3 separate regions of the Mus musculus genome follow, and all the other regions are linked to region 1. A link is a loop called in an ENCODE intact Hi-C map of the cell type or tissue named here. Cell type or tissue: left cerebral cortex. All regions are shown on one strand. Each heading gives the region's core, and the rest is flanking DNA. Links, peaks and the distances in the headings are about the cores only.

Evidence for each region. A loop is a pair of places that touch in the nucleus more often than their neighbours do. Peaks named below come from ENCODE experiments on the same cell type or tissue, not always from the same donor. Only the 100,000 strongest peaks of a DNase experiment are listed, where the experiment ranks them.
Region 2: it touches region 1 in a loop (30-fold over the local background); 4 of 42 quality-filtered maps call a loop at or near these places.
Region 3: a loop joins it to region 1, with 15 times the contacts of the local background. A loop is called at or near these places in 4 of 42 quality-filtered maps.

What each region holds. Positions count from the first base shown.
Region 1 is chr4:41,022,793-41,032,749 of GRCm38, forward strand. It overlaps Nfx1 (nuclear transcription factor, X-box binding 1), which reads left to right. Exons shown (of 24, transcript NM_023739.3): 22 at 822-967; 23 at 1,682-1,786; 24 at 2,009-3,200. The coding sequence ends at 2,081. Among named protein-coding and RNA genes, the nearest start is that of Aqp7, 20 kb to the right of the region's middle. In left cerebral cortex, for the core only: CTCF peaks have their summits at 5,697 (motif pointing right) and 7,077 (motif pointing left); DNase peaks (open chromatin) are centred at 5,191, 5,760 and 6,810; H3K27ac peaks cover 420 bases.
Region 2 is chr4:40,881,288-40,891,244 of GRCm38, forward strand. Gm34289 (a long non-coding RNA gene) reads left to right here. Exons shown (of 4, transcript XR_001784553.1): 2 at 8,083-8,184. Among named protein-coding and RNA genes, the nearest start is that of Gm34289, 14 kb to the left of the region's middle. In left cerebral cortex, for the core only: no CTCF peak of the experiment used is centred there; DNase peaks (open chromatin) are centred at 2,095 and 3,418; H3K27ac peaks cover 407 bases.
Region 3 is chr4:40,869,049-40,879,005 of GRCm38, forward strand. It overlaps Gm34289 (a long non-coding RNA gene), which reads left to right and starts at 3,371. Exons shown (of 4, transcript XR_001784553.1): 1 at 3,371-3,576. In left cerebral cortex, for the core only: no CTCF peak of the experiment used is centred there; DNase peaks (open chromatin) are centred at 7,063, 7,926, 8,189 and 8,355.

The sequences.
Region 1 (9,957 bases), core at 4,595-7,094:
ACACAATTCCTTGTGGGGAGACTAAAGATGAAGATCGGGGGGACAGACTGCCAGGGATATCAGCATGAGCTATGTATGGAGAAATGATATAGTGACCTGGGCATAGTGATGAACACTGTTTATCCCATCACTTAGGAGACAGACAGGTAGAGTTCTGTGAGTTGGAGGACAGCCTGATCTACATAGCAAGTTCCAGGATAACCTGGGCTGCACAGTAAGATTCTCAATATAATAATAATAATAATAATAATAATAATAATAATAATAATAATAATAATAAGAAGAAGAAGAAGAAGAAGAAGAAGAAGAAGAAGAAGAAGAAGAAGAAGAAGAAGAAGCCAGTACAGCTTTGGCTCCGTGTCCAGCCACTGGGTTGAGGTTTAAGTGGCTCTCAGGGCTGTATCTACCGATGGTTACCTTCCCACTCTTTCCCTCGCCTACTACGCCTCCCTCAGCTCCACCACCTTCTCCTGTTTGTAACCCTGTCCATCTGCCTGTGCATTATAAGTTTGGAGTGTGTCAGATCCCAGGCTCACACTCAGTGAACCTCTGAAATTCAGTCACAGGCTCACGAGATGACTCCACAAGGCTGACAACTTTAGTTTCATCCCAGGAACCCACAGCGAAAGGATAGAACCAACCGCTAACACCATCATCTGACGCGCACAGTGCGCAGTAATAATGACACAGACGCAAACAGGAAAGCATAAGTAAAAGTCAGCCGTCCTCAGACAGCTGCGTTCTTGTGGTGTGAGGAGGAGTCCTGAGCTTGTTCTGATCCCAGGGCATGGAAATGATCAGTCTTCTCTCCTTCCAACCAGGGCAAGAATAACAAGAAAAGCCACTGCTTCCCCCCCATGAACAGAGACCACCGCCGAATCATCCATGACCTGGCCCAGGTTTATGGCCTGGAGAGCATAAGCTATGACAGCGAACCAAAGCGCAATGTCGTGGTCACTGCCGTCAGGTGGGTTGATCTTGCTGTCACAGGGAGGGCTAGCTCTTCAGCAGGACAGGCAAGACACTGGGAGTCACTGTGTGCTTTTATTATTTCCTCTCCTCCTGGAGGAACGGAAGGGAAATCTATACTTCTGTGGAATAGCCTTTTTACCATTACCTAAAGATCCAAGCAGAGAGCAGAGCGCACACCTCTGCGCAGGGCAGGTGCACCCTAGTACCCAAGTCTCACAAAGGCCCCGATCCACGGCAGACGATGGAGTTGTCCCTCTGCAGGCGGAGCAGAATGCCTGCTCCTCTGTGCTCCTGCACCTGTCTCCTGCTTCTCCCGCTGACCTCCCTGGCTCTAATCATGGCATGGTGGAGACAGAAAAAATGGTGGACTCTGTCTGACTCCATGTTGTCATCAGAGAAAATGGAGGTGGCGGTATGAGGAAGGGCCTGGAAGGACCTAGAATCACCATCAGAACCTGAGGGTGTTGGGAGAACTTCTCAGTGAAAAATAGTGAAGGGTGGCGTTGGAGGAGGTGGGCTGCAGGGGGCGAGGCGGGGGGTAGACAAACAAAGTGGGATGCAGGTTGGCCACACTTGAGACAGGTGGTAGTGGGTGTGCTTGGCGGCAGTAGCGGCGATGGCAGCATTGCCCGAGCAAATGCCGGGTTTCTGGCTCTGCTGTTTCTGCTCAGGATTCTCTCATCTTAGCACTCTGCTTTACTCCCCACAGAGGGAAGTCTGTTTGTCCTCCTACCACGCTGACCAGTGTGATTGAAAGGGAGACACAGACACGGCCGCCACCACCAATTCCTCATCACCGACACCAGGCAGACAAGTAAGGATTCTTAGCTGCTTTCTCATTGAGCTTGTGCCGGCAGAGGAGCTGGGGTAAACTGCTGGGCTTCAGCTGCCATCGCTGGCCTCCTGGGGCTTGTCTTACGGCATGGTGTCCAGTACACATTGACGGGGCATCAGACACACTTGAAGCCTTAATTCCCTGAAGACCCAGGTTTATCTCCCTGTAGAGAAAGGCTCATCGTCTTTGCTTTCCTTGCAGGGCTCCCGGGAGCAGTACTTTACAGAAGATAGTGAAGGAGGCCGTGATTGACTACTTTGATGTCCAGGATTGAGAAGATAGATAGATTTATATAAAAGAATGATTCTGTGTATTGGAGGAGACTCATTTGCCAGCAGATAAATCATGCTCGTTCCTCCTGCCTGGCAGAACCCCAGCACACGTGCTGTCTTGTCCTGATACAGCCAAAGCATGAGTGTGTCAGAACCCCCTGTCTGGGCCTGTCCACAGACCTCTGGCTGTGTGGCCACTGGATTTTTAATCATGTGTTTGAAGAGGCTCCTCACATATCACTGTGATTACTAAGAGATTGGGGGAGTATCAGCTTTTATTTGGATAAATCAGAATTTTTATCCCAAACTGACTTTGTGGCACCTAGCCATAGTCTGGTTGTCCCATTTGTTCTGGTGGGCCTCACCTTCCTCATGAGGAAAGACGTGAAGCCCTGACCATTGGTAAAACTATGTCTGCAATCGTGTGTCTTAAACCTACCCATCTTATCCAAAAGCTCCCGGATGTCTCTAGACTGGTTAGGTTGCTTTATAGAGTTCCGTTTTCTCAAATCCCTGGCATTCTTTCAGCATGTCACCAAGCCTACCCCGGGACAGTTTAACTGTCTCTCATAATGGTAAGAACTTGGGACCAGCTCTCTCGCCATGTTCACAATGTGGGTCTATGACCATGTCCACTGTAGCCCTAAGTCCTCTGTGGTTGGTAGAGACTCTCGCATAGACAGCGGTACTGGGTTGCTTTTTTCCTAGGCTTTCAGCAGCCATGCTGACTCTCTCTGCATCTGAGCTCTGAACCACTGTTCAAATATTCAAAGTATGTGGACAGTCCAGAGTTTACGCCAAGCATCCTACTGTAGGCCTTCTTCAGTCTCCACTGTGCCCATCTGTGTGGCCCCTCTTCTCCATAGGCTGGACTTATCTTTGTTGTTGTCTTTTGGTTTTGGTTTGTTTTTTCAAGATAGGGTTTCTCTGTGTAGCCCTAGCTGCCCTGGAGCTCGCTCCTGTAGACCAGGCTAGCCTCAAACTCAGAGAGATCCACCAGCCTATGCCTCCTGAGTGCTGGGATTAAAGGCATGCGCCACTACCACCTGGCTTCTTTTTGCTTTAAAATAAACTTTGAGCCTCCCAAAACTTGAAATCATTAAACAAGGCACTTAATTTTTACTTGTATTTTGTTTATTGAGACAGGATCTCGCTAAGTTGCTTAAGCCGTTCAGATCTTAAACCCTCGACAGTCCTTCCTCAGCCTAAGTGCTGGCATTGCAGGCTCTCACCAAACCCAGCTGAGAGACACGGAAGGCTAAAGGAAAAACCAGTCTCCATGGAAATTACGGGGACATGGCAGCAGGGACAGGTGACAGGAGACAAGTGATGGGAAGAGCAGAGTCAGTCTCTTGGGCCTGTTCAGTACAGGGTCTGTGGCCTCACACAGAACAGGAAGTCAACAGCTGTCGTCCAGGGTCTGAGAGGGTGATTTGTGCATGCAAGAAAGGGAACTCTGACTTCTGAGCTGAGGATCAGAGCCCAGGGAATTCTAGCACCGCCAATTGGTAGAGTGGGGCCTTCCTGCTTGGCCTGGGATGTGAGGGTTACAGGAGTCACAACCTGGGCATCAGAGATGCAGCGTCTGTGAGCACAACACTCAGGTCTGGGAAGAGTGTGTCTTTTGTCTACACTAGTCGTGGATACAATGACATCTGGTGAGAGACAAAGGAGAGCTAGTGCTGAGGCCTGAGGCTGATAGACGGCGACTAGCTTCTGAGTCATGAGGCCATAGGCAAAAGCAGGCAGCAAGGCTGTATCAGCAGAGATGACTCAGCAGATAAGAGCACTGGCTGCTCTTCTAGGGGACCCAGGGTTCAATCTCCAACACACAGATGACAGCTCACAACTGTCTGTAACTCCTGTTGCAGGGCATCTGATACTCTCATACAGCAAAATAAAATAATAAAATGTATTAATTTAAATTTTATTAAAATTTTAAAATGTAACATTTTTTTAAAAAGTTCTGCCTTCCCAAGCCATCGTAAAATTAAAAAGAGAAAGGTCTGAATGTCATCATAGACTTGTCCCCCTGACCTCAGGCAGAAGTGTGTGGGGGAGAACGCGAAGGCTGCTTTGAGGCAAGAAGCCCAGGAGGCTACAGAAGTAGCTCAGCTGAGATGGTGGGGCTGCCTCTAAGGCAGAAATTCGGGTCAGGGAAGTAGGATCATAAGCCAAGGCTCACCAGGAAGCTTGTTTCTCTCTTGTCCCCAAGAGGAGCCCAGGCCCCATTGAAGGCTTCTCATGGGTCTTCTTCACTAGTCTATGGGTCGGAGAGTTCCAGAGACTGAGTTCTTAGTAATTTCACTGTCCAGCATGGCTGGCTCCTTTCAACCTTAGGGCCGTCCAAGTGAACAGAGAGATGCTTTGTGTACAGCTGAAGAGAAGCCTCCCTGCTGGCAGGTCTGTGAGAGACAGCTCTGGGTCCTGCCTGACCGTATTGAGGATCCCTTCCCATACGGCTAGACTTCTGAATTCCTGACTGAAAGGGAAACTCAACTCCTCTTCTAAAAGAGACATGACCAGACCAGGCCAGCACCTCGGTCTTCACTGACCTAACCTTAGTCGCCCACACCCAAGAGAAAGTTCTCACACAGCACATGGCCTCTGCATACATCTTCTGTACCATCGCTCATGGCATTTTAGAACCCAGGGTTCCACAGGAATTCTGGAAGCCACTCTGGTCCCTCAGCTTACAAGCTTGAAAGAAACAGTCATTGGGATAACACTGTGTGACCCCAATCAGGGATCAGGGCTGGTGAGGGTCAGGAAGAAGGTACGTCTTCAAAGAGTGAGCTGGGGCCCTAGCTTCCATGAGTAGAACTCACTTGGAATTCCTTTCCTATGGTCCAGGAAGCCTGTAGCTTGTTCTTCTGGCGAATAGACTTAGGAGATGTGGGGGCCGAGAGCCCAACTGAACACCAAGGTGACCAGGTTCCTCTGACCCAGACACTTTGCCTACAGTGGGTATCGGGTTCAGCATCCATAGGGCGGGAGTGATGGTTCCTACCCATGTGCTGGGCAGATTCTGCTACCTCCCAGTGAGCCAATGATTCTCACCTGTGTGCTGTGCCAAGCCATCATAAGGGGAAGTGGAGAGTCGGCATGCCACAGGGCATCAGAGCAGCTAAGCCACCAGCCCAGACCTGCACAGTCTCAGCAGGTGGCATGGGGGTGGGGAGAAATGGAGCTGTGGTCAGGTGGCCCTGGCAAGGCTGGAGCTTTCACTGACCCCACTTTGATCTCCTGCTGTGCCAACACAGCAGAGTTTCGAGTAAAGGAGTCTAAAGTCCATCTCTCCACCCTTTCCCAGGAACCTTTTGTAGCAGTCACCAAGATAACCACCTCATGGGCACCAAGCTTGACCACCACGTTCATCTCTCACTCCTCAAAGCTGCAGAAAGTATGTCAAGTTACTTTCCCAAGGTTCCACATGAACAGCTGAGAATCTGGGATCTCACTAGGTACCGTGTGTGCTCCCCACAGACCCACAGGACAGAGCTCTTTTGAAAACTCTGTAGGGCAGGATGGTCCAACAGGTCCTGTGAAGTGGACAAGAAAATGAAACAACAAGCTGAACCTCTCAGAAGACAGGACTTTATTTCTAGAGTGGCCACTAGAGAGCAGTATAGAACCCTAAGCCGGAGCGTGGGGTGTACTCACCCATCCTCCTGAAAGTACTGTAGTTCAACCTTTTTGTTTTGTTTCATTATTTTCGAGACAGTTTCTCTGTGTATGTAGCCCAGGCTGTCCTGGAACTCACTCTGTAGACCAGGCTGGCCTTGAACTCAGAAATCTGCCTGCCTCTGCCTCCTGAATGCTGGGATCAAAGGTGTGCCCCACCAGGGCCTGGAAGTTCAAACATTTTAGTAGCAGTTACAAACCATATTCTTGTCACGTTTTCATTTCTTTTTTTTTTTTTTAAAGATTTATTTATTGATTATATGTAAGTACACTGTAGCTGTCTTCAGACACTCCAGAAGAGGGAGTCAGATCTCGTTACGGATGGTTGTGAGCCACCATGTGGTTGCTGGGATTTGAACTCTGGACCTTCGGAAGAGCAGTCGGGTGCTCTTACCCACTGAGCCATCTCGCCAGCCCACGTTTTCATTTCTTTGCTGATCCTTTTCTCTGTTTGTTGTTAAATAGACACAGGGAGAAAGCAAACCATGCAACTACCCAAAGGAAAACTATTCCAGGCAGAGGGGGAAAGCCACAGCAAAGGGCTCTGCTGCGGAGCCATTACCATAAACTGTGGAGAAACAGCAAGATCCAAAGGCCATGGGGGAGCCAGTAACAGGGAAGAGCAGCTGTCCAAAAGATACTGGGATTTAATGGGGTCAGCTCAGGCTTTACTGGCCAATGGAAAGCTTTGGGTAGAGTAATGTGTAAGATCTAACTCAAGAGCACCCATTGTCCTTCCAGAAGACCCAACTTTAGTTTCAGCACCCAAATCAACACCCACACAACCTCCTCCAGCTCCAGAGGGACCCTGCCCCTCCGGCTTCCACTGGTATGCACCACCCACATACAAAAAACGGAAATTTGAAGTAATAAAAATAAATAAGGGATCCAGACCCTATATTAAGACTGCAAGGACGAGCATCTTAAGATGAGGCTATCACGCACTAGTGCCATCCAAGAGAGACAGCAGTGTCTGTGGTGTGTGGTGGGGCTGGATTCTGGATATGTTTTGCAGATAATAATACCTAAGGGATTTGTTGACAGCTGCAGTGTGGGATGTGTGAGAGAGAAGAGGCAGGGATGATTTCAAAGTTTGTCACCAGAGCAGCTGAAAGACTGAATTTGCCATTTACTGAGGAGAAGAAGAGGCGTTGGAGGTGACAGTCTGGGGCTGTGGAGAGATGGCTCAGTGGTTAAGAGCACTGGCTGCTCTTCCAAAGGTCCTGAGTTCAATTCCCAACAACCACATGGTGGCTCACAACCATCTATAACAGGTCTGATGCCCTCTTCTGGCATGCAAGTGTACATACAGATAGAGCACTCATATACATAAAATAAATAAAAATCTTTTTTAAAAAAGCTGACAGTCTGCCTGTTAGGAGGCCATACATGGGAGTCTGAAGTCTCTGGAGACAGGACTGGGCTAGGGAGCTAGTACATCATGATTTTTAAAGGATGGCGAGGTCATGTCTGGAGAGTGGATGGAAAAGAAGAGATACTAGGATGGTGCCAGAACACTCTGTCAACCATTCAGGGCACAGGCCAGGCCAGAGGACCAGGGCAATGGTGCCTCCAGCTCTCCCAGCCTTGCCCTCTCCTCTACCTTTGGTTCACACCCATGAGCCTTTGCTCTGACCTTCCCTTCAGCTGGAGCTAGGTGTCTGGTTAGCAGACACTACCCAGCCCGTTCTATCACAGGGAAATGATAATAGTAGTAAACACAGAAACTCCTCTGTCTCTGAGCCTCATCCTTATTTAACAAGTAAGCAAACTGAGGCCCACTGAGTCTCAACAGCCTGTCAGGGTTTCAGAAGTGGACACTTGAAACATTGGGCTTTTCAATGTAAGGAGGGAGGTTTGCTGTTTTGTTTTGAAACAAATGTTTCTATGTTGCCCTGCTGCCTTCAAACCTCTTGATTCAGTCTCTCGAGCATCTGGGACTATATATAAGGGCTTGTTTTGTGTGAGGGCATGAGAAGTGTGTGTGTGTGTGTGTGTGTGTGTGTGTGTGTGTGTGTGTGTGTGTGTGTGTGTTATTTAATTGTTCCTGTATGTTATTTATATTCTTGTTGCATAGTATATTTGACAGTATAAAGCCCAAAGCTAGCAGAGGTCATACCCTTGGGTGCCTAGACACATGGCCCTTAGCATCCTTGAATGTAAGAGGACTGGATGATAGTGGAGTGAAGGCAGCAAGCGTGAAGACCCCTGTGCCCGGAAGAACCCTGTCTTCCTAGCACTGGCTATGAGGTGGGAGCTTCTACCTCAGGTCATAGAGCTAGTGAGGGTAGAGCAAGGACTCAGATCCAGGCTGGTGGCTTCCTGTGCTTTTAAGTGTCCCACGCTCCTTATTATATGGGATGGCTGGAATCTCTCTAAGACCTACTCCTTCCACTACAAGGTCAGTGCAGAGGTGGGTGTGGAGTCAAAGCCGCTGGCCACAGCCTCCTCACATAAAGGGCATCAGCATGAGGAGGCTGTTCCTACTTCCCAGCCTGCAAGTCTCCATCTGAAGGTGAGTAAGACCACCCAGAGCAGAGTGTAGCCAGTGTCCCCTAGCAAAGCCCAGAGAGAGGGAGAGGGCAGGCCAAACAAGGAGTAAGGGACTCTTCTCAAAGCTGGACCACCAAGCTGAGATCCAAACCCTCTCCAAAGTCTGCGAGGGGCCTGCCGTGGGACTAGCTGCCCCTGCCTCATGCCTATGCCCCTTTGCAACAGCACACTCAACTGGAGAGGGAGCAGGATGAAGAGAGAGGTCTGGAAAAGTCATCTGGGAGGCCACGGAACACCAACAGATCCAAATCTCATTGTCTAGATGGGAAAACAAGGCCCAAAGCCAGGTGGGGCCCACAGCCAGTGTGTACTGGGTCAGGAAGAATAATGGGAAAGGAATGTATAATGAACAAAGCTGAAAGCCCAAGGCCCCATAGGTGCTGTGACTCCCACCCCACCCATACTGGCTGCTTCCTTCCTTCCTGCACCGAAACCTGGCTTTCTCCTCCAGAGATGCCCTAACCTCTCTTCCACACTTGTCCTCTACAATCCCCTGGGCCTGGCCTCAGGCTCCCCGGCCTAACTTCTCTGACCTCATCCCCTCCTGCCCTTCACCATCTTTGCACTGCAGCCCAGTGACTCCTCCAGCCTCCCAGTCATGGGCTATGCACTGGCTTCACCTTCAGCCTGCCAGGCTCTTCCCTCAGGATCCACATGGCTCACTGTGTCATCCCTGCATCTTCCCACTGCCTTAGCATCATGTCTCACACACCATGAATTGTACAGGAATATAAACTACAGGAGGCCGAGGATGTCCTTGTGTCTCTAGCCCTTTTAAGCTCAGTGGTGTCTGCCCTGGTGTAGACTTTCAGCCAGTATCAACTGAGAATAGAGACAACTGATCTGTGGATGGGGTCAAGGCTCTTGTGACCTGACACTGAGACCAGAAACTGCAAGGAGCCAATCAGGCCTGGGATCCCAGCAGGAGGGTTAACAGTTAGAGGCTAGCCTTGGATACAGAAAGAGACCGAATCTCAAAACAACAAACAAAAAACTTATTTCCAGTGTGATGGCTCAGCAGGTTAGGACACCTACATGGATAGGGGGAAAGAATCAATAAACTCAGGCTATCGTGTGGCTCTCAATTCTAGTAAAGGACACTTGCTAGACACCACATTGCTCTGTCTGCACTTCTGAAAATTGATCTCTGACCTGACTGGCAAGAATATCTGTGATCTTTTCGCTGATCCTAGAACCCTTGGGGCAATGCCTCTCCCTCTTGCTTAGCTCATTCCCCACCCAGCAACACACACACATACACACACAAACACACACGAATGTACACGTGCACACATGTGCACACAAGCACACATAGGCATACATGCACACACAGACACACACGTACATACACACGTGCAGGCACTGCAGCCCCCAGATGCAAAGGCCCAGCCTCTTGCATCATGCATTCCCAGGGCCTGCACACAGTAAGGGCTCAGCAGCTGGAGACAGTAACAGAAGGACAGAGGGATGCTGTCTTCTGAATCCAGACTGACGCCACCAACAGCTGGTCCTCCGAACCTTCCCTCCAGCTCAGGAGGCTTTTTCCTGTCCCTTACCCTGTTTGAAAGATTTGCCTGCTTGCTTCCTCCTTCCCACCTCTGGAATCAGTTCCTCCTAGTGACTGGAAGGAAGAAATTAGAA
Region 2 (9,957 bases), core at 1,110-3,609, 140 kb before region 1:
GGAAACATGAGACCCTCTTGTCTGTAAAACAAAACAAAGACCTTCGACTTGAAAATGAATCCTGGGCTACCAAGTTTATTCCAGGCTAGCCTGGATAACTTAGAGAGACCCATTTCAAAATGAAATACTAAAAAGGAGAAACAGCTGAAGAAATGGCTTGGTAGTAGAGAAGTATAGTCATTTGTGAAGTGCTGGGTTTTATCACCAATAACACCACGCACACGCACACGCGCACACACACACACAAAAGAAACTTTCAATTGATTCTTTTTTTTAAGATTTATTTATTATATGTAAGTACACTGTAGCTGTCTTCAGACATTCCAGAAGACGGAGTCAGATCTCGTTACGGATGGTTGTGAGCCACCATGTGGTTGCTGGGATTTGAACTCCGGACCTTTGGAAGAGCAGTCAGGGGGTGCTCTTACCTACTGAGCCATCTCACCAGCCCTCAATTGATTCTTAAAGTTCAAAATGACTTTTAAAAACAAGAGATACTTCTCAAGGAAATAGTCTAAAATACAAGACAGAGGATTTTTAGGCTTTTCAAAATTACAGTTATTATTTTACATACCAGTATGCATGTGTGCATGTGTGCATGTGGGCTTGTGGGCTTGTGGGCATGTGGGCATGTGGGCTTGTGGGCATGTGGGCATGTGGGCATGAGTATGGCACACAGAGCTCAGACAACAGTCTTGTAGAGTTGGCCCTCTCCTTCTACTGTGTGGTTTCTGGCAATCAAACTCAGTTCTTCAGTCTCAGTGGCAAGAGTTTTCCCTGGTCAGCCATCTTGCCAGCCTCAGACTGATCATTTTTATGCTTCTTTCTACAGCTTATATTATCTTCAGATGAAGGTTCACAGTGATAGATTGATAGATTCTAAACATTGCAAGATCTAAGACTAACACACACACACAGGCACACACACACAGAGGCATGCACACAGAGGCACACATACACAGGCACACACACTGACACACAGACACAATTGCTTTTCTTCTTGTACTTATTTAATGCCTTGGCTTGCCCCAGAGGATCATGGGCTGGAATCTTCATTCCCTTTTCTAGTCTGACAGTGATGAGGCAGACTAGGTGGAGCCTGCTAAGGCCTAACTAAGTCTGGCTCCAGGGAGTTGATGACCTCTGTGGGGATGAAACTTCAGTGGTGGGACTTGATCAGTTCCCCTGAGAAAAGAGTTGTACACCCCACACCCTGCACTCTCCCTTGTGCTGGGATGGAACCCAGAGCCTTGTGCATGCTAGACCAGTATTCTACCACTTATCATATCTACAGCCATTGGTTTGAGACAAGGTCTTACTATATAGCTAAGGCTGAACTTGAACTTGCATTCCTCTGGCTACAGCTTCCTGATGCTGGCACCATGCCCCAACAAGAGTAAGCAAGGCTGACTGACCCCTTCCCTGAATCCCTGGTTCTTTCTTACTTTGGGGTGGGGGAGCCAATGCGACTGGGTCCTAGGGCCATATTCATGCTAGCTACATCACAGGCCCTGAGAACTATTCCACAGATGTCGCTTGCCTCTTCCTCGTGTCCCATGGTTCCTGCCCATTCCTTTTGCTGTGGTACCATCCGCCCTCCCCAGAGCCAAATACATGCTGGTGGTGTCATGCTCTTGAACCTTAAGAACTAAACAAACCATGGCATGGTCAGTCTCAGCCGTTGGTGCTTTGTTAAAGTAATACAAACTATGCTAAGACAGACAAGCATGGCCAGGCCCTGGAGAGTAAAAATAAAGGAGGGTGTTGAGTTCATCTCTCCCTTCATGAAGCAACAGCCTGGAGGAAGACAGAGCCCTGGAGGAATTCCCAGGGCAGGAAGAGGCAAAGGCAAGGAAACTGGACATTGGCGGATGCCTGTAAGGAAAGCCATTGCCCTAGAGCCGAAGGGCTGAGGTGGGCATTACAAACGGAAGAAACTACATCAAACGGTAGGAGACCTGACTTGGCAATGCCCATCCTGGGCTGCTGAAACCGATCAGTAGTTAGAGCACTGACTGCTCTTCCGGAAGATCTGAGTTTGTTCCCCAGCACCCACGTACAGCAGCAGCTCACAGATGCCTGTAACTCCAGCCCCACGGGTTCTGACACCCTCTTCTGAGCTGTGCTGGCAGCTGCGTCCAGTGTGCACACGCCACGCACAGCTACACACATATACGCAGGATTTAAAATAAATCTCAAAACAAAGAAAGCAGTTTCAAATTGAAAACCCCACTCAACCCCACTAACTAGCTTCAAAGAGTAGAGGAAGCCAACCAACAGAGAGGTTCTTTCCACCAAAGTTAACCCTTTGCACCTAGGCTTCTGAGTGGGGGCTTCCTCTTTGTTACCTCTAAGTAAATCATTTCCCCTCTCTGAAACTCAGTTTCATCATTTGAGAAATGGAACCAATAATGCCAGCTGGGTTTTTCTGTTGCTGTTCTTGTTCTTAAATCAAATGAAACGGTGTGTGTTGCGTTTAACGGTCAGAGCCCACACCTGTAATCCCAGCACTTGGGAGGTGGAAGCAAAGGCTTAAGAGTCAAAGCCAAGGCTGGAGAGTCGGCTCACCAGTTACGATCACTGCTGCTCTTCCAGAGGACCCAGCTCAGGTTCCCATCACTCCCGTGGTGGCTCACAACCCTCTATAACTCTAGTTGCAGGGAATCAGGCCCTGTCTTCTGGCCTCTACAGCCACTGCATGCATTTGGTGTATAGACATACAGGTAGGCAAACCCTTATACACATAAAATTAAAATCAATAAACTATTTTAAAAAAAAAAAAAGACTTTTTAAAGAGTGTTCAAAGCCAGCCTCAACTACACAACAAGTTTTAAGCTATGGGATATATGAGACCCTGTATCAAAAAACAAAGTCAAATACATTTCTCTAGAGTTATCTGTCTGTTGAGAGTGTCTAAGCAGTCACAGTTCAGAGCTGGACCAGTGAAGGAAGGGCTCAGAGAACTAAAGCAAGAAAATGCAATTAAGGAGTGGCACCAGGGGCCAGTGGTGCTGCTTGCAAGGCTGGGTCCTGCGTTCTAGGAGGCGGTGCCTGGTGGCAGGAACACAGCGAGTGTTTGGCTTCTCCAGAGAGTTCTCTGTAAGCTTCATCTCCACCTCAGCCCTCCTATGCAAACATCCAGAGCTTCTCCCCAGAAGCACTCGGAGGGTGCCAGAGTCTCAGACTGAGTGGTAATGGAACATAGCTTAAGAGCTGGTTGAGTTAGAGTGTAACTTCTCCATTCTTGACTTTGAAGCTTTTATGGAGCTCTGAGAATTGAGCCATACTTAAGAAGCCCACACATGAAAACCTCGCCCTTAGGAATATAATTAATTTGGAGCCCAGTCCTGGCTAGAATTAGACTAAATTCCAGATGGCATAAAGATTTGCATGTAAAACATGAAATCATAAAAATTGTAAAAGGACACAAGTGGATATTTATCGTGTGGGAAGGAAGGGGGCGTGTGAAAGAGTTTATGAAAGAGAAGTGCTCTACATTTAGCACCAAAAGTAAATACAGAAAAAAAATGATAGCAGCTGAGAAAAAGAAAAAAAGCTACAAAGTAGCAGTTAAGGCCTCCCACGCCAGAGCTAAGGGCACAGGGAGGAGGGCCTGGGGCCATTCCTGGGAGTAGTTTATTGGGCAACTGCATTTGGAATATGGAAGGCAACCACCCTTTTTCCTCCTGCACATGTCCTGATCAGCCAGCCATCGTAGGGAGTCACTCCAGTGAGCACTCCAAGTAACAAGTACTCCCCCATTCCCATTCCTATTCCGCAAGAGAATGTTGCCATACACAAGACCAGGCACCTCTTTATCCAAGCCTCTCTCGCCGTAAATATATATCACATATGTGTATGTATGTGTGGTGCACACATACACACTCATCATATATATGACATTAGCACATTCTAGTCCTTCTGAACAAGAACACACAATTAAAAGTTTGAAGAAGGAGGCTGGAGAGAAGACTCAGGGAACAAAAGCCCTGGTTGCTCTTCCAAAGGGCCCAGATTCAATTCCCCACACCCATGCTGACTCACGACCATCTGTAACTCTAGTTCCAAGGGATCCAACACCCTTTCCTGGCTTATGTAGGCACAAGTCATACAAGTGGTAGACAGACAGACATATAGGCCAGGCAAAACACCTATACACACAAAAATTGTTTTACGGTGAACCAGGCATTGTACATAACTTTAATCCCAGCATTTAAGGGGCAGAGGTAGACAAATATCTCTGAGTTCAAGGCCAACCTGGTCTATACAGGAAGTTCCAGGCCAACTAAAGCTACATAGTGAGATCTCGTCTCCAAAAAAAATATTAAATTTAAAAGCTGAACAGAGACTGGAAGGTAGCTCAGGGAAAGAATACTAACCTATTTTGTAATGGAGTTGACAGCCCAGCACCCCACCACCTCCAAAAATATTTTGTCTAGAATTCCTAAGAAAATTACTGAGTAAAGTCAAAGCTGTGAGAGCCTACTGTGCGAGGCGGAGCACACTTTGCCACACACTTTGCCACGGTGGTCATTTTGACCTAAAGGCAACTGAGAAGACAAACATAAACCTCGGTCCTCTCTCTCCCAAAGACAGGCCTCAGGTTCATAAAGACGACAAAAAAAAAATTTCCTTTTGCTCAGAGGACAAAGATTAAGGCTGAGCACAGCTTTGGAGCTGGCTTAAGGACCCAGGAGTAGCTGCAGAGGAGTCCCCGGGACCAGCCTCACCGGCTAGCTTCATCTGTCTCTCATGCCTTTCCCTTCTCTGCCTCCTCCCCTCCTCTTTCTCCTTACTTGGACAAGAAAATTTAGCCAAGGTCAAAAGCAGACATTTGCAGTGTAGACAACACGTTGTGCTCTCTTCTCTCTGGAGGAAACATCTGTAGAGGTTTCTCTTTGGGCATGTGCCTGCATTGTAGTTTCTTAGCCTCAAGAATATTAGTGTTTTCACTACACTGGAGAAGAGGAGAGTCTAACTAATTTAAAAGGTAGTATTTTAAATACCTGGGGAAAGGAGAGAGAAGCACGAGTCTCTTAGCATTAGTGTCAGGACTGGAGGCTAGACTTCGGTTGGAGTCCTGGCTCCACTACTTTCAGTCTGTAATCCCAGAACCCCTTCCCACCCTTTCTGTCTGGATCAGTGAAATGGGAGCATACTCTTCTGGGCCTCAGGATAGTTCTGGGGCTAAACAAATAAAATGGCAAAGCACTTTCCCAAGGCCATTAGTTCTAAGCAAAATGTCACGAATGCAAATTCCTTCCATCCAGAAAGACAATGCGGTTTTGTAAAGTGGCTAGCATACAACACAGGGGAATGGAAAGGACTCTGGCTTGACGAACATGCCTGGAAGATGAATTTATTTCTGGTTCACCAGCTTGTGTCTCCTTCTCTAAGGAAAAATAAGGCTAATTAGATCAAAGCAGCTCTTGAATGTGATGTAAAATCAGATCATTTTCTCCCTATTGTGGGTTGAATTTTGTCCACACCCACACAAAGTTTTAAAATAAAAGACATGTTGAGCTCCTACCTCACAAAACCTCAAGCAGTGACTTTACTTGGAAATAGGGTCAGTACACATGCAATTACTTTCAAGTTGAAATGAGAGCTCCTCAGAGTGTTCTGGCCACGAAGATACACAGAGACGCACAAGGAGAAGCCACAGGACAAAGGAATCATAAACTGGAGTGGCAGTGATTCAAGGCACTAAATGTTCCTGGGTGTCCAGGAGTTAGAAGGAGCCAACCCTGCTGGTATTTTATTTTTAATGTTCCATCCTTCACATTAGCTTACTCCATTGTATTATTTAACAACCCATTCTGTCCATCAAAATACCTCAGAGTGTGCCTGAAGTTACATTAGTGTTGTTCTTTTATTGGGCCACACTGGTTACACCTCGTTCTCAGCAGCTTTCCCTACAAGAAGCTTCATCTCTCAGGCTCTCTCTCTCCACTCCCTTTCTCTAGAGTGTTTTCCTCCCACACCCTGCACACTGAGTGTCTGTGGCTTTGGCTCTTGGTTCTATTGGTCTATATTTTTCTTCTCAGAGATAGGAAAGGAGTGTCCATTCATTTAAAACTTCATTGGATCCCACTTGAGTTGGCCTTCCTTTAACAGCCCTGTGCACATGGAAGTTTCTTTTCTGATCCAGTTTCCAGTTACAGTCTTTCGTGGCAAAGAAGGCTCGTGAGGAGAAGCATGGAGCAGTGTGTCGTTGGGAATCAGGAAACTTAGACAACTGCTGGGGTTCAGCCTGCACCCCCTTCTCATGCAGCCCAAGACCTGGGCACCCCACGGAAGGGTCCCTGATGATACTTTTACATTTATTTTTATTTTATGTGTATGAGTGTTTTGCCTGCATGATGCTTGGTGTGTTCCTGGTGACTGTCAAGATGAGAAAAACGAAGCAGATCCCCTGAAACTGGAGTTACAGAGAGTTATGAGCAACCACATGGGTACTGGGAATAGAAGCCAGGTCCTCTAGAAGAGCAGGCAGTGTTCTTAACTGATGAGCCATTTCTCCAGCCTCTCACCCTACCTCCATATCTTGATGTCAGGCTACTAGCCTCCAAAGACATGAAAAATAAATTTTTAATGTTTTATTTGTATTTATTTGTTGTCTTTTGAGTTCCCCCAAGTTCCTTTAAACTTACTCCAGTTCCATGGTTGTTGTTTGTTTGTTTGTTTGTTTGTTTGTTTTTTGAGACAGGGTTTCTCTGTATAGTCCTGACTGTCCTGGAGCTTACGCTGTAAAGCAGGCTGGACTAGAAATCACAGAGATCCACCTGCCTCTGCCTCCCAAGTGCTGGGATTAAAGGTGTGTGCCACCACCGCCTGGCCTATTTGTTTTTCTTTTGAGACAGGATCTCACTCTTTAGCCCAGGCTGCTCTGAAACTCACTATGTAGACCAGGCTGGCCTGAAACTCATGGCAATCGTCCTGCCCCAACTTCCTAAATGCTGAGATTACAGATGTGAGCGAGCCTCCAAGCCTTTGCTAGTACAATGCCTTTTTAACAAAAAATGAATAATTGTTAGTGAGTCAGGTGAGAAGGAGGGAGGGAGGGATATCAGAGGAGAGGAGGGAGGGTTGTCAGAGGAGAGGAGGAAGGTGACTCGAATGATACCCAGTAACTGGGGACGGCAAAAGCAAGAGGAAGTCAAGGTCACCCACAGCTACATAGTAAGTTCAAAACCAGCCCAGGTTACATGAGACCCCAGAGGTGGGAAGAGACACTCAGGTAGGAAGTGGTGGAGCTACATACCAATACAATACCTCAAAGATATTTTCTTAAAAGACATCCAGATCACATAGGTGATAGGCAGATGGGATGCTAGTCAGTAAGCCAGAGAAGGCCAACAAAGGAAGATGTAAAGAAAAAAGGAAAAGACTAATTCAGTCTTGGACATGGAGAATCTGAGGAACTTAACTAGCAAAGGTGGCCAGCACGGTATTTCCAAGAACCTTAGTTCCTCGAGGAACAATTGTTTCAGGGAAAGAGAGGCTCTTGGAAGGTTGTTCTGGGCCAATCTCTAGAAGACAGAGCCTGGGGCAAAGCTTATGTGTTCGTGCCTTCAGAGAAGTGGCCCCTGAGCATGTGGAACTGTGCAAAGTACCAGAGAAGAGCCAGAGGCGTTTGGCAGCAGCTCGCTGGTGTCTGAACGCGATGTAATTGAACTCATATAATTGACTGTTCTGCAAGCTCCTCTCCATCTGTACCTGGGACTGAGTCATTTATAAAGTACACAGATTGATTTCTTATAGTCCTAGAGTCTGGAAAGGCCGAGGCCAAGAGACTCGAATCTGATAAGGCCTCTTGGCTGAGGCACTGGGTGGCAGAGGGCAGAAAGGCAAGAGACCTGTGAGAAAGCAAGGGGTCATCAGCTGCAGCCGCAGGACCTGTGGTAACGGCAGGTAGCCAGCCGTGAACTCCCTGTCCGGCATCTCATTCAGCACTGGTGCACTTGTGGTGAATCTTCCAGCTTCTACTCTCAAACCAACCCCAAAGAAGACAGTGAAGGCCAAGAGGCAGCAAAGACTGCCTGCTTCAGGAGGCTCTTCATAATATTTTTCTGCTTCCAGGGACAGATCCAGCGAGAGGATGGTCTGTGTTATTCAACACTGTCCAGTGTTGCAGCACATCTGGTGACCTTGGCCTTCACTGCCCTGAAACACGGACGCTGAGTCAGAAACAGGGAGTGTGGGAGAACTGGAACAGGAAACACCTCTCTCTCTCTCTCTCTCTCTCTCTCTCTCTCTCTCTCTCTCTCTCTCTGAAAGAGTGGAAGCTGAAGCATGGTTCAAGCTCAGCCCAGAGGGCTGCTTCTAACTGCTTCCACTCTGGATTCTTTCATGTGTGTGTGTGTGTGTGTGTGTGTGTGTGTGTGTGTGATGTGTATGTGTGTGTCTCTATGTGTGTGTGTCTGAGTGTTTGTGTGTCTCTATGTGTGTGTCTCTATGTGTATGTGTATGATTGTGTGTCTGAGTGTGTGTGTGTGTGTGTGTGTGTGTGTATGTGTGTGTGTGTGTTTTTTGCGGGCGAGGGGAAGATGGCACACATGCGGCAGGCAGAGGCTAACTCTCTGGAGTCTGTTTTCTCCTTCTACCTAACACGTGTTCTGGGAATCAAACTTGGGCTGTCTGGCTTACCTTCACCTGCTGGCCATCTACCGCAAACTGCCTCTCAGGACACCAGCATGATCTAGGTGGTCTCCTCTGCCCCATCCCTCCATCCTCTGCTCTCAGCTATAACTGAATCCCAGGTCTGGAACCAACACATTCAGCAGCCTCAGCGCATGTGTGGTAACAACGTCAAGGCAGACCACAGTCTGTGCTCTGGAGAGGAGGCAAGCCCACTCCATGTGTCCTGGTTTCTCTTTTAACCTAGAAGCTCTTTCGCTTGCTGCTGTTACTCATGCCTGTGGCCCATTTTCCTGATCAGTCTCTTTTCCTCTCTGCTCACACCTCCTCCCTCTGACTCTGTGATAAAAGTGCTGATCCAGTCAATGCCGGAAAGCCATCCCAGCTCCTCACAGTGCAAAATTAGACAAAGGTTGGTCACCTGTAGGAAACTGCAGATGGCAATGGCTCAGCTTTACACCACAGGTATGGGAGCAGAATGGCAGCATGAGCCTGTGGGGAGGACTTGCCCTGAGCTGCTGAGCCCTGGTGAGGTTTCACAGTAACAATCTAGTTCCCAGCTTAGGAGGAGATAAGCGTCCTCACTGGAGCCTGGCACTGACCAGTCACTGGACCAGATTGTCAGGTTTTAGTGGCTTGGTCATCTGGGGAGAGTGAGGGTCACAGGTCAGAGAGTCTAGGCAGGGTTTACCCTCATCTCAGCTCTTACCCCACGAGGTCTCCATACTCTGGAATATTGCAGCCTCCATGGAGGACTGAGCCACAAAAAGGAATTCTAAGTTGGGGACTGAGCTCAGTGAAAGGGGTTTGCCTATTATTGTCCACCAGGCCCAGGGTTCCATCAACAGAACAACCAGAAAATTAAAAATAAATAAACTCACACCCGCGGGACATGTTCACGTGCTTCCCCCACCCCATGTCCCAATACCAGGAGCCCCATCAAAACACAACTCTCAATCTTTGTTGTTGTTGTTTTTGAGACAAGGTCTTATTCTGGCTAGCCACACTGGCCTCACACAGATCCACTTGCCTCTGCCTCCTGAGTGCCAGGATCAAAGGTGTGTGCTGCTGCGAGTGGCCCAACCCTTGATCTTTAAAACAAAGCTCAGGGTGATGGACAGCCCTTAGGTAGCTAGGAGGTAGAGTCAGATCAAATACTGATGGAGGTGGCTCTCTGATGGCCTCCATCTCCTCTTTCTTAAAAAAAAAAAAAGTAAGATTTAGTTTATTTTTGTGTATATGTGTGTACGTGCGTACGTGTGTGTGTGTGTGTGTGTGTGTGTGTGTGTGTGTGTGTCCCCACTAGCACACTTGTGG
Region 3 (9,957 bases), core at 6,043-8,542, 150 kb before region 1:
TCTTTAGCCCTTGTTCTTTCCTTTCTTGTTCTGCTTGGAAAGCACACCCAGCAGAGAGGAGAACAATGCTCCATGCTTCTGTCACCTTATTTGAAACATTAACTTAAAGGCCAGCCAGGTGGCTCAGCAGGTCAAGGCACTTGCCCTCACGTCTGACTAGCTGCCTCTTCAGTCTTCAGGCTCCAGACACTGGGAGAAAGGAACCTACTCTTGCAAGTTGTTTTCTGACCTCCACACAATCCCAAATAAGTAAAAATGTAACTCTTTTTTTTTTTTTTTTTAATGCAGACACAGCTTTCCTTTTGTTCATTTCCTTGTTCTGCTTTGATTTTATTTGCTTTGAATTTTTAAAGAGTTTATTTTACTATATATGGATGGGTGTTTTTCCTGTGTGTGTGTCTATGCAAATCAGGTGCATTCCTGGTACCCAGGGAGGTCAAAAGAGTACACTGGCTCCCCCGAAACTGGAGCTATGTATAGTTTTGAGCCACTGTGTGGGTGCTAGGAACAGAGCTCAAGTTCTCTGCAAGAACAAGTGCTCTTGCTCTTGACTCTAGCTGCATATGTATCAAAAGATGGCCTAGTCGGCCATCACTGGAAAGAGAGGCCCATTGGACACACAAACTTTATATGCCCCAGAACAGGGGAACGCCAGGGCCAAAAAGGGGGAGTGGGCGGGTAGGGGAGTGGGGGTGGGTGGGTATGGGGGACTTTTGGTATAGCATTGGAAATGTAAATGAGCTAAATACCTAATAAAAAATGGAAAGAAAAAAAAAAAAAAGAACAAGTGCTCTTAACTGCGGATGCTGAGCCGTCTCTACAGCCCTGTTTATTTGTTTTATTGAAACAGGGTCTCATTGTATATCCCAGGCTACCCTGAAACTTACTGGGTATCTCAGGCTAACCTCAAACTTGAGATTTCCCCGGCCTTAGCCTCACAAGTGCTGGGATTATAAGATGGAATTCTGCCCTACTAACACCACTTAGGTGACACAAATGCTGTGTGTCTGTGTGTATCAAAAGTTACAAGGCTCTAAACCATAAAACAGAGAAGAAAATGCCAGCGTTCTCTAGGTAATGCACCGCCCGGTTTAAGAACCAGCGTGCTGAAGAGCTTATACCAACTACCCAAACTAACCCATAGAGTATTTCAAAGTGAGACTAGCACTGGACCAAGCACTGAAGGAGACACAAGGAAGCAACTACCCAAACTAACCCATAGAGTATCCCAAAGTGAGACTAACACTGGACCAAGCACTGAAGGAGACACAAGGAAACGCTGATTTCTGGGAAGAAGCTGGCGCTGAGTAGCAGGACACTTCCTTGGCTGTGCACAAGGCCCTGCTGGGTTCAGTCACTGACACCCAAGAGACAATGGAGACATTCTGAGAAGTGAAGGCACAGTTATGTAGAAGTTCTAGGAACTGTGACAGAGTCATCATGTCCTGAAATTCAGGACACATGCAGATCTCTTAAAACTTTCTCTCTTCCAAGGAACGGTCTTGGTAGTTTTCTGTCTTTATCTGTTTCTGTCTGTCTATCTGCCCCTCCCGCTTCTCCTTCCCTCCTCCCCTCTCTCCTTTTTTCACCTCACCTCACCTCCTAACTACAACTGATTATACCAGGGCAGAGTATCTAATCCAAGCTAGCCCAATCAGATGGTCAATACTTCGATACTGAGTATTTGGATCTGAAATTCAGGATAGCCAGTGTGGATGGTCCTGTAGAGGCCTCTTCTGCCAGTGTGCAGAGGAGCAGAGAAAGCTGAGAGGCAGAAGCAGACCACAAAGCTAAGTGGGCATGAGAAGGAAGAGAGGCCCTGGCCTGTTTTCCTGGGCCTTACTTGCTCCTTTCCCCCTTTTCTTCTTGAGGCCTAGCAACCTTTCTGACCATGGGTTTTTGTGCTTCAGAACCCAATCTCCAGGATAAACGGAGAGCACAAAGGTAGAGTGCTTGCCCAGCAGGGGCGAGATCCTGGGTTTGAATCCTAGCACCACACACACATTATATATAATCTCCTTGTATTAAAATGTCACAGGTGTTGTATTGGGGAGTTTCAAATCTTCAAATCCAAAGAGAATGATAAATAGATAGAATCTCACAAATGGGAACAAATTCTGAGGAGAAATGGATCAGGCCTAAAAGCACACATCAACATGGGTCCCTTGGGTGAGAATGTGGGAGCAAATTCCTGGCAGGAGTAAAGGTTCAGACACCAGGAAAGACAGTTGCTAGGCCATGCTCCTTTCCACAGACAAAGAGTACTACACCTGTTTCTAGCCTTTCTTTAGAGTGTTGCCGGGTTTCTTCTGACCTCCGGTGGGCAGTCCCCACTGGTAACTCCCAGCAGCTTTGCTGGATTTAACACCAGGCACACTAAAAGGCACCTAGGTTTTCATCAAGCTCTGGGGACCTTGTTGCCACATGCAGTTGCTTATAGCCTGGCTCTCCCAAGTATCGTTAAAGAGCTATTCCCAAGGGGCTGGTGCTCTGCGTATCATCTATAATCAATATTTCACCTTCTGAGTCCCTATACTGAGGCAGGTGTGTGGGGGGTGGTGAAGCTTACCTAAGCTGAAAGCTCAAGACTTTTCCACCTCAGACAGATAATCAATTTGTTTTGGTTTAAGGGAGAAAGCCCAACATCCCATTTCCTTCTCTGAATCAGGAAAACTAAGGTGATTACAATAGCTTGAGGGTGTCAGTAGAAACCTGCCTGAATATTGTTCCCTAAAAAGAATCATTCTAAGCTCAAAGCCACCAAAATCCCAAACCCGATGTTTGAAGCATTGTCACATAACTGGGAATTTCTGTAGTGTTAGGAACTAAACATATCTGCCTACACATGCTAGGCAGTTGTTCTTTGACTGGGCTAAATCTCTAGCCCCTCTGAATAGTTTTAAACTGATTCCTGAATCTACTGCATCTCTCCAGAAGTTTGTAACAATAGAGTGGGTATAGCATAGTCAGACTAAGAACAGCGTAGATTCTTCCATGCTAGGGTGTGTAGAGAGTCTGAGACCAGCCCACATTATGAACAATCACATCTCAGAGGGTGCTGATGGCACATCCCTTTAATCCCAGCACTCAGGAGGTAGAGGCAGGCAGATCTCTGTGAGTTTGAAGCCAGCCTGGTCTATAAAGAGTAAGCTCCAGGAAAGCCAAGGCTTCACAGAGGAACTCTGTCTCCAAAAACCAAAGCCAACCAACCAAATGAACAAACAAACAAATGAGGGTTAGTGGGGAGGAAGGAAGGTTAAAAAGAGCATGGAGTCAGAACCCTTACATCAGAACTTGGCTGACCTCAGTTGAACAAACGATTTCGCTTCTCAGAGCCTTATTTGGACATAATTCTGCTTTGTTTTACAGCGCTGAAGACTAAGCCCTGGGATTCACACCCTTAGGGTGAATACTGCACCACACTAAATCCTATCCTCAGGCCTTTCAGTACCCAAGGTGGTTTGGATGAGAAGGCTTCCATAGACTCATATATTTGAATGCTTAGTCACTGGGAACTGCCACTATTTGAAAGGATTGGAAGATATGACATTGTTAGATGAAGTGGTGTCACCAAAGGTAGGTTTTAAGGTTTAAGAAGCCAAGCCTAGTGTCCTTCTTGGCCTGTAGATTAGGATATAGCTCTTAACTACCCCTCCAGCACCATGAGTACCCCACACCTTCCCCACCACGATGATAATGGACTTAGCCTCTGAAACTGTAAGCCACCCCCGATTAAACGCTTTCTCAATAAGTGTTCTCTTGGCCATGGTGTCTCTTCATGGCAGTAAAACAATGACTAAAACCTATCTTTTCTTTCTAAAAAGTAATAAGAACAGTATACCCACACCTGTCCTGTAGAAACAACCTTGGGAATCCCTCCAGGCCTTCCTGATTGGGCCAGACCCAGCTGTACCAGGATACCCCTTGCCTCCCCCAGATCTGCAGGCCACAGTGGTCTCTGCTTTATTGCTGCCAAAGGTTATATAAACCTTAAGATATTTCAACAATATACATGTCGGCAATTATTTTTGTTGCAGTGGTTGTAGGTTTTTGGTATTGTTTCTTTTTTGTTTGCTTGTCTTTAAAACAAGGTTCTCAAAATGCAGCTTTGGCTAACCCGGAACTTTCTAGACAGACAGGGCTGGCTTCAAACTCACAAGAGTTCTGTCTGCCTCCATCTGCAGAGTGGCAGGATTAAATGAATGCACCACCATGTCTAGCCAAGCAATCATTTTCATTTGCTTACCTTGCTGTAGTCACTGCCTCCTCCTTCCAGGAGAGCCCTCCCCCTTCCTCTCCCCCCCTCCCCCCATAGTACATGTCAAGATGCCAGCAGTGAGGCAGACCCTGTTGCAAGGCCATGAGAGGACACAGGCTGTCTCCAGAGGCTTCATCTTATCTTGCTCTCTCTGGCTGCAGATGTTGGGTCTAAGAATAAGGCCTGGTTTCTCTCATTTCTGGGCTGAGTCTCTGGAGGGGAAAGCTCCCAGAGCCTGTCAGAAGGCCTCAGCAGAAAGGAGCTGGCAAGAAACTGAAGCATGACAAAAGACCTCATGTCTCTGCCCCCTGCTGTTGTGTAGACCCAGTCCCTTAACCTGCTTGCCTAGCTGCCCGTGTTCACACCTGCCGGCCAGAGCTGAAGAGAGACTGGGAGCTCTGAGAGGTTACAAAAGGCATAAATGCAGTTGGTGTTTCGCAGTGGTAGCTCACAAAGTCCTTACAACCAGCTATTCTACCTGACCATTGTTACCTGGGGTGAGGTCTGTCTACCTACAAAGGCAGCTTGGCCCGTGTGGATTTCTCCGTTGCAATTCATCACTGGGAAGTGTACACACCAGGGCAGGCTTTGAATGCCACGATGACAGCGGGTTCCAAAGCCCTGGTACCAGGTTTCAGGCCCTCTGTGGAATAAAAACCCCAGGAATACACACAGGTCTCACCATCTCCCCTCAGGCCTACCTTACCTGGCCAGGCCTCAAAGGCCTCTTGTGGCTATTCTTTCTCTAGGCTTTCCACCCCCCGACTCTGATAAATGCCCTGGGATTAGCCCTTCTGTGTTTGTTGGATGAGCAATTTGTGTGTGTCTGACAAAACTACATCTGAATAATATTTGGTACAAGCCGAAGAAATGTGATCCACTATATTTCTCTCCAGCCTGCTCTCGGGAGCCAGCCAGGCTCCTGCCAAAAAGGCTGTAAGATTCTACCGCTGAGTCTGGCAGCCTCAATATGTTTGCAAGCAGGGAGGGAAGGTGGGGGATGTGTGTAGGGCAGGGCCAAGGACAGAAAGGCAGAGCAGCCTTAGTGACCTAGCCAGTGATTTTATAGCCCCTGTAGTAATTTAAGGGCATCACAGGTGACCATGGTGACCACCCCATCGTCCTGGAGACAGGAAACCAGGGGGCCCCATGCAGCGTCTGGCTGGTTTCCTAGGTCCAAGGTCCTGGGTATGAATGCAGTCAGGGAAATTCAAGGGAGTCCAGCGGCCAGATCCCAGGTGTGGGAGGATAATAAATGCTAAGCTCTTGTTTGTGCATGTGTGGGATGAGTGTGGGGTAGGGTGAGGTGTATGGAAGGCTATTGAAATGCTTTCTATTAGTGTAGGTCCCTGATCTGAAGAGCACAGAGCTTGCAGCTGTGGAAGTCACAGGCTGGACGTGTAAGAGGGTACGGGGATGCAGAGGAAGAGCAAATTCAGCACGTAGATGTGCCTATGCCATCGAGCCCCATCCTGCCACACCCACATACCCCCCCCCCCCCACACACACACACACATGCACACGCACACAGGCCTTCCATCACAATCCCTTACAATCACTCTGTTCTTCCTTAGGGGCCACACATGAGTCCCCAGGCTTGTTTAACCCAATTCTCTATAAGCCATTGGCTGCAAGGCAGGGTACTATCTTGTTGAGCACCGAGCTGACCACTAATGAGACAGGACAATGGTTTCCTGAAGGGAGGGGTAGATAAAAGAGGCTGGGAGCTCAGCTGCCAGTTACAGACCACAAGAATATCACAAATAACATGATGGACAGAAGTAACCATGCAGGAAGTGAATGATTTTGGCTTTGAAAAGAGGGTTGGGCATCATGGCACAGACCTGTAATCCCCAGCACTTGGGAGGCTGAAGGCAGAAAGGTCACAAATTGGAGGCCAACTTGGTGCCGGGTGTGGTGACATTTATGTATTTGGTTTTATTGAGACAGGGTTTCTCTGTGCAGCCCTGGCTGTCCTGGCACTCACTCTGTAGACCAGGCTGGCCTCGAACTTAGACATCCACCTGCCTCTGCCTCTCAAGTGCTGGGATTAAAGGCGTGTGCCACCACACCACTCCAGGCCAATAGTGGCACCTATTTTTAATCCTAGCCTGTAGGAGACAAAGGCAGGCAGATTTCTGTAACTTCAAAGCTAGCCTGGTCTACATATGGAGATCTAGGCCAGCCAGGACTGCATAGTGAAACTCTGTCTTAGGAAGAGAAAGGAGAGAGAGAGAGAGAAAGAGAGAGAGAGAGAGAGAGAGAGAGAGAGAGAGAGAGAGAGAGAGAGAAAGGGAAGGGGTAAGAAGGGAAGGAAGAAGGGAGGGAGGAAGAGGTGGGCTGAAAAGATGGCACAATGGGTAAAACGCTTGCTTCATGAGCACAGCGCTTGTCTCCAGCTGGGGCATGGCATGTGTGTGTAACCTCAGAGCTGAAAGGCATGAGGTGGAGGCAAGATGGCCCCTTAGGGTTTTCTAGCCAGCCAGTGAGCCCAAAAGGCAAGCTCCAGGTTCAGTAAGAGACCCTGTCTCAAAAACCACAGTGGAGAACAATAGATGAAGGCATCACACGCACGCACGCACGCACGCACGCACGCACGCACGCACGCACGCACCGTCACAGGAACACCATCCTCAGAGTCTGCTGGACAAACACCCGGTGGGTGTGAAGCCAGACCTTGAAGCATCTGTGCAGCTATGCAGCCCTGCAGCTGTGAGTCTGTCCTGTGGAAGAACAAGCGAGGTTTCACAGAGTTCCGACTTGTCAGTAAACACACTGTCACGTACCCCACAGGATACCATCTGTCTCTCATACGCAGAAAACCACACGCACCTGTGAGAAGGCGGGTGCCATCTGTGCTGGAGCACAGAGACTGCGTTATGAAAGTTTAGAAACAGATTAGAGCAATTTCACTTGGAGGAGTTAGGGAGGTTTCGTGGGGACAGGTGATATTAGACTGGCTTTGGAGCAGGGTGTTGTTTCCCTATACACACAATGCTTTATTTTTTATTTTTATATTTTTACTGTCTTTCATTTGATTTTTATTTATTACTTTCAATTTGTTGGCCACATTTACTTATTTACACGCATGTGTGTACAAGTGTGGGCCTGCATAACACAATGCAGATGCTGAACTCAGAAGGCAACTGTGGGAATCGTTCTGTTTTCCTACCTTGTGAGTTCTAGAGATGGAACTCAAGTTGTCCAGCTTGGCATTCAGTGCCTTTACCCGCGCACCCATTTTAAACGTCCCCCTCCCAACTTTTTAAAAAAATCTACTTATTTTGCTGTGCTGGTAGTGGACCCTGGGACCTCACGAATGCTATCAAGTGTTCTTATAGCTAAGCTACGCTCACATGCACTCCCAATCTCACACCCATGGCAAACTGCAGAGGGAACCCTTTTCTTTTTCACTTGAGGTCACGTTCATGGGATTCTTTTTCCATATAACTCTCCAGTCAGACTATCAGAGACATCGTATGAGAAGAAAATCAATCTGCTATCCTAACACCTTAGGAGGTGTGTACAACCGAGACGTGTAGGAGATGTGAAAGATATGAGGAAGAAAGGGGTGGGAGGAGCCATGACGGTGGGGGCGGGGTGGAAGTGCTGATTGGAGTAACGAAGAATGTGGGCTGATGACTCTGGAAGGTTTGTGGATGGGGAACAGTGGGTGATGTGGCTAAGAAAGGGCGCTAAGGAGTTATCTGGAATCACATTTTTTGTTAAGGCTGAGGAATTTGGCCTCAGCCTGTGGGGAGAGAGAGGGGGGCTAACACAGCTGTGTTCAGGAAGCCATTCTGGCAATGGCATGTGGCACAGGCTGGACAACCAGCCAGACAACTGTCTCAGGCAACAAGGGACAAAGCCTGTGAGCAACTGCAGCCCTTGACAAAAACATCTGTTGAGCATTCGTCCCACCGCTTCAGTCAGAGCGGTCTTCTGACGGCCTCACAGTCTTGGCACTGTAGCTTCCTTGACAGCACAGGCTGTTTGCTGACTCTCCTGGGGCCTCCGGGCTGACATGATTCTTGGCAAGTGTTCATTATATATCAGCGAAATTGCTGACTAGGGCAGTGAAGGAAAAGGGCCGTGGGTGTACAGAGATCGGCGCAAATGTCTGGGATGGCATCCTGACTGGCAAAGACTTCTCCCCAGGCCTGAGTCTTGGTGTGACCATCGTGTGTATGGGGAAACACATGTGTGTGAAGGAGATATATGCGTCTTGATCTGGCTGCTTTTGAGTTGCCATCCTTCCGTATGGGTCAGAGAAGCACATCCCAGAGCTTTTTGAGTTTTTGGAGAGGCGGTTGTCTAATGGGAGACTGCACTGTGGACCGTCCTTGGTGCCTTAGGAAGTATGCTAAAAGCTCTTTCTGAGTTGCAACAGACAGAAAGCCAAACTGAGCTGGGGAGGGGGCGGGACTGGCTGTGTATTGTTTCCTGAGATAACATTTCTGGATAGCTACAATCAGAGATTCTAGCAGGGTCCTGCTCTCTTCCTTCTGTGAATGTCTCCTTCCCTCCACACTTCAGGCTTCTTGCAATGGCTTCACTGTGGGGCTGGAAACATGGCTGCCAGGAGCCTGGGCTTCCCATCAGAAATAAAGGGACAGAGGTAATTTCTCCCAGGAAAATCCAAAGATTAGGTGGAAGAGCCTATGGGAAGAGGTTGATCTGGCTTCTCCACAGCAACCAGGAATTAAAAACATCACCACCCAGCATCAAGCTCACTGGGATACCCAAAACAGAGCATTTCATTTTGAGATCATCTTTCTTCTCTCTTAACATAGACTGGAGAGTGACAAAGCTGGGGGTGGGGTGGACAATTAGGCCCCATCTTCATCTATTAAAAATGTAAGCAGCCAGTGGTATAATAGCCATTCTGGCAGCGATGCAGAAACGGTTGCTTCTAAACAGCTGGTGTCAGGACAGCGCGCATGCAACCTGTGAAAAACAAGTTATTTGGTGGAGGAGGTCAAGGGCTGAGAAGAGCTTCCTTTACTTTTGACTCAATAATCCCAGTCTTGAGAAACAGTGGAGAGTTCCAAACTAAACCCAGCTAGTACAGTGTGCAGGAGATTCTTGTACAACAGTGTTCCTCAGGTGAAAAATAAATAAAAATTAAAAATTAAAAAAAAAGAAGCTACACTTAAAATAGAAGCAATGAGAAAAACAGGGTTGCAATACTATTACCAGACAAGGTTAACACACACACACACACACACACACACACACATACACACACACACACACACGACCTAGAAAAGACAAAAAGACTTCATGATGAAAAAGGGTGAATGCTAAATGAAGTTCTGTCATAAATATCTATGCATGAAAAATATAGCATAAACTGACAATGACAGGAAAGGCAGGGAGTCGAGACCAGAAACACAACTGGGCATAGGAAGTTTATTTTCGTTGTATTTAGTTGTGTGTGTGTGTGTGTATGTGTGTGTGTCCCTGTGAGAGCAGGTGCCATGGAAGCCAGAGAGGTCAGACAGATTGTAGGCCACCCAGCCTGCACTAAGAATTGAACCTCGATCCTCCAGAACCAGGATCCTCTGGAGAGCGTTCACACTCTTAACTGCTGAGCCCCGTCTCTCCAACCCCAGAACTAGGGAGTTGTTTTGTTTTGTTGTTGTTGTTTTGGGGTTTTTGGGTTTTTTTGTTTTGTTTTGTTTTGTTTTTTTGTTTTG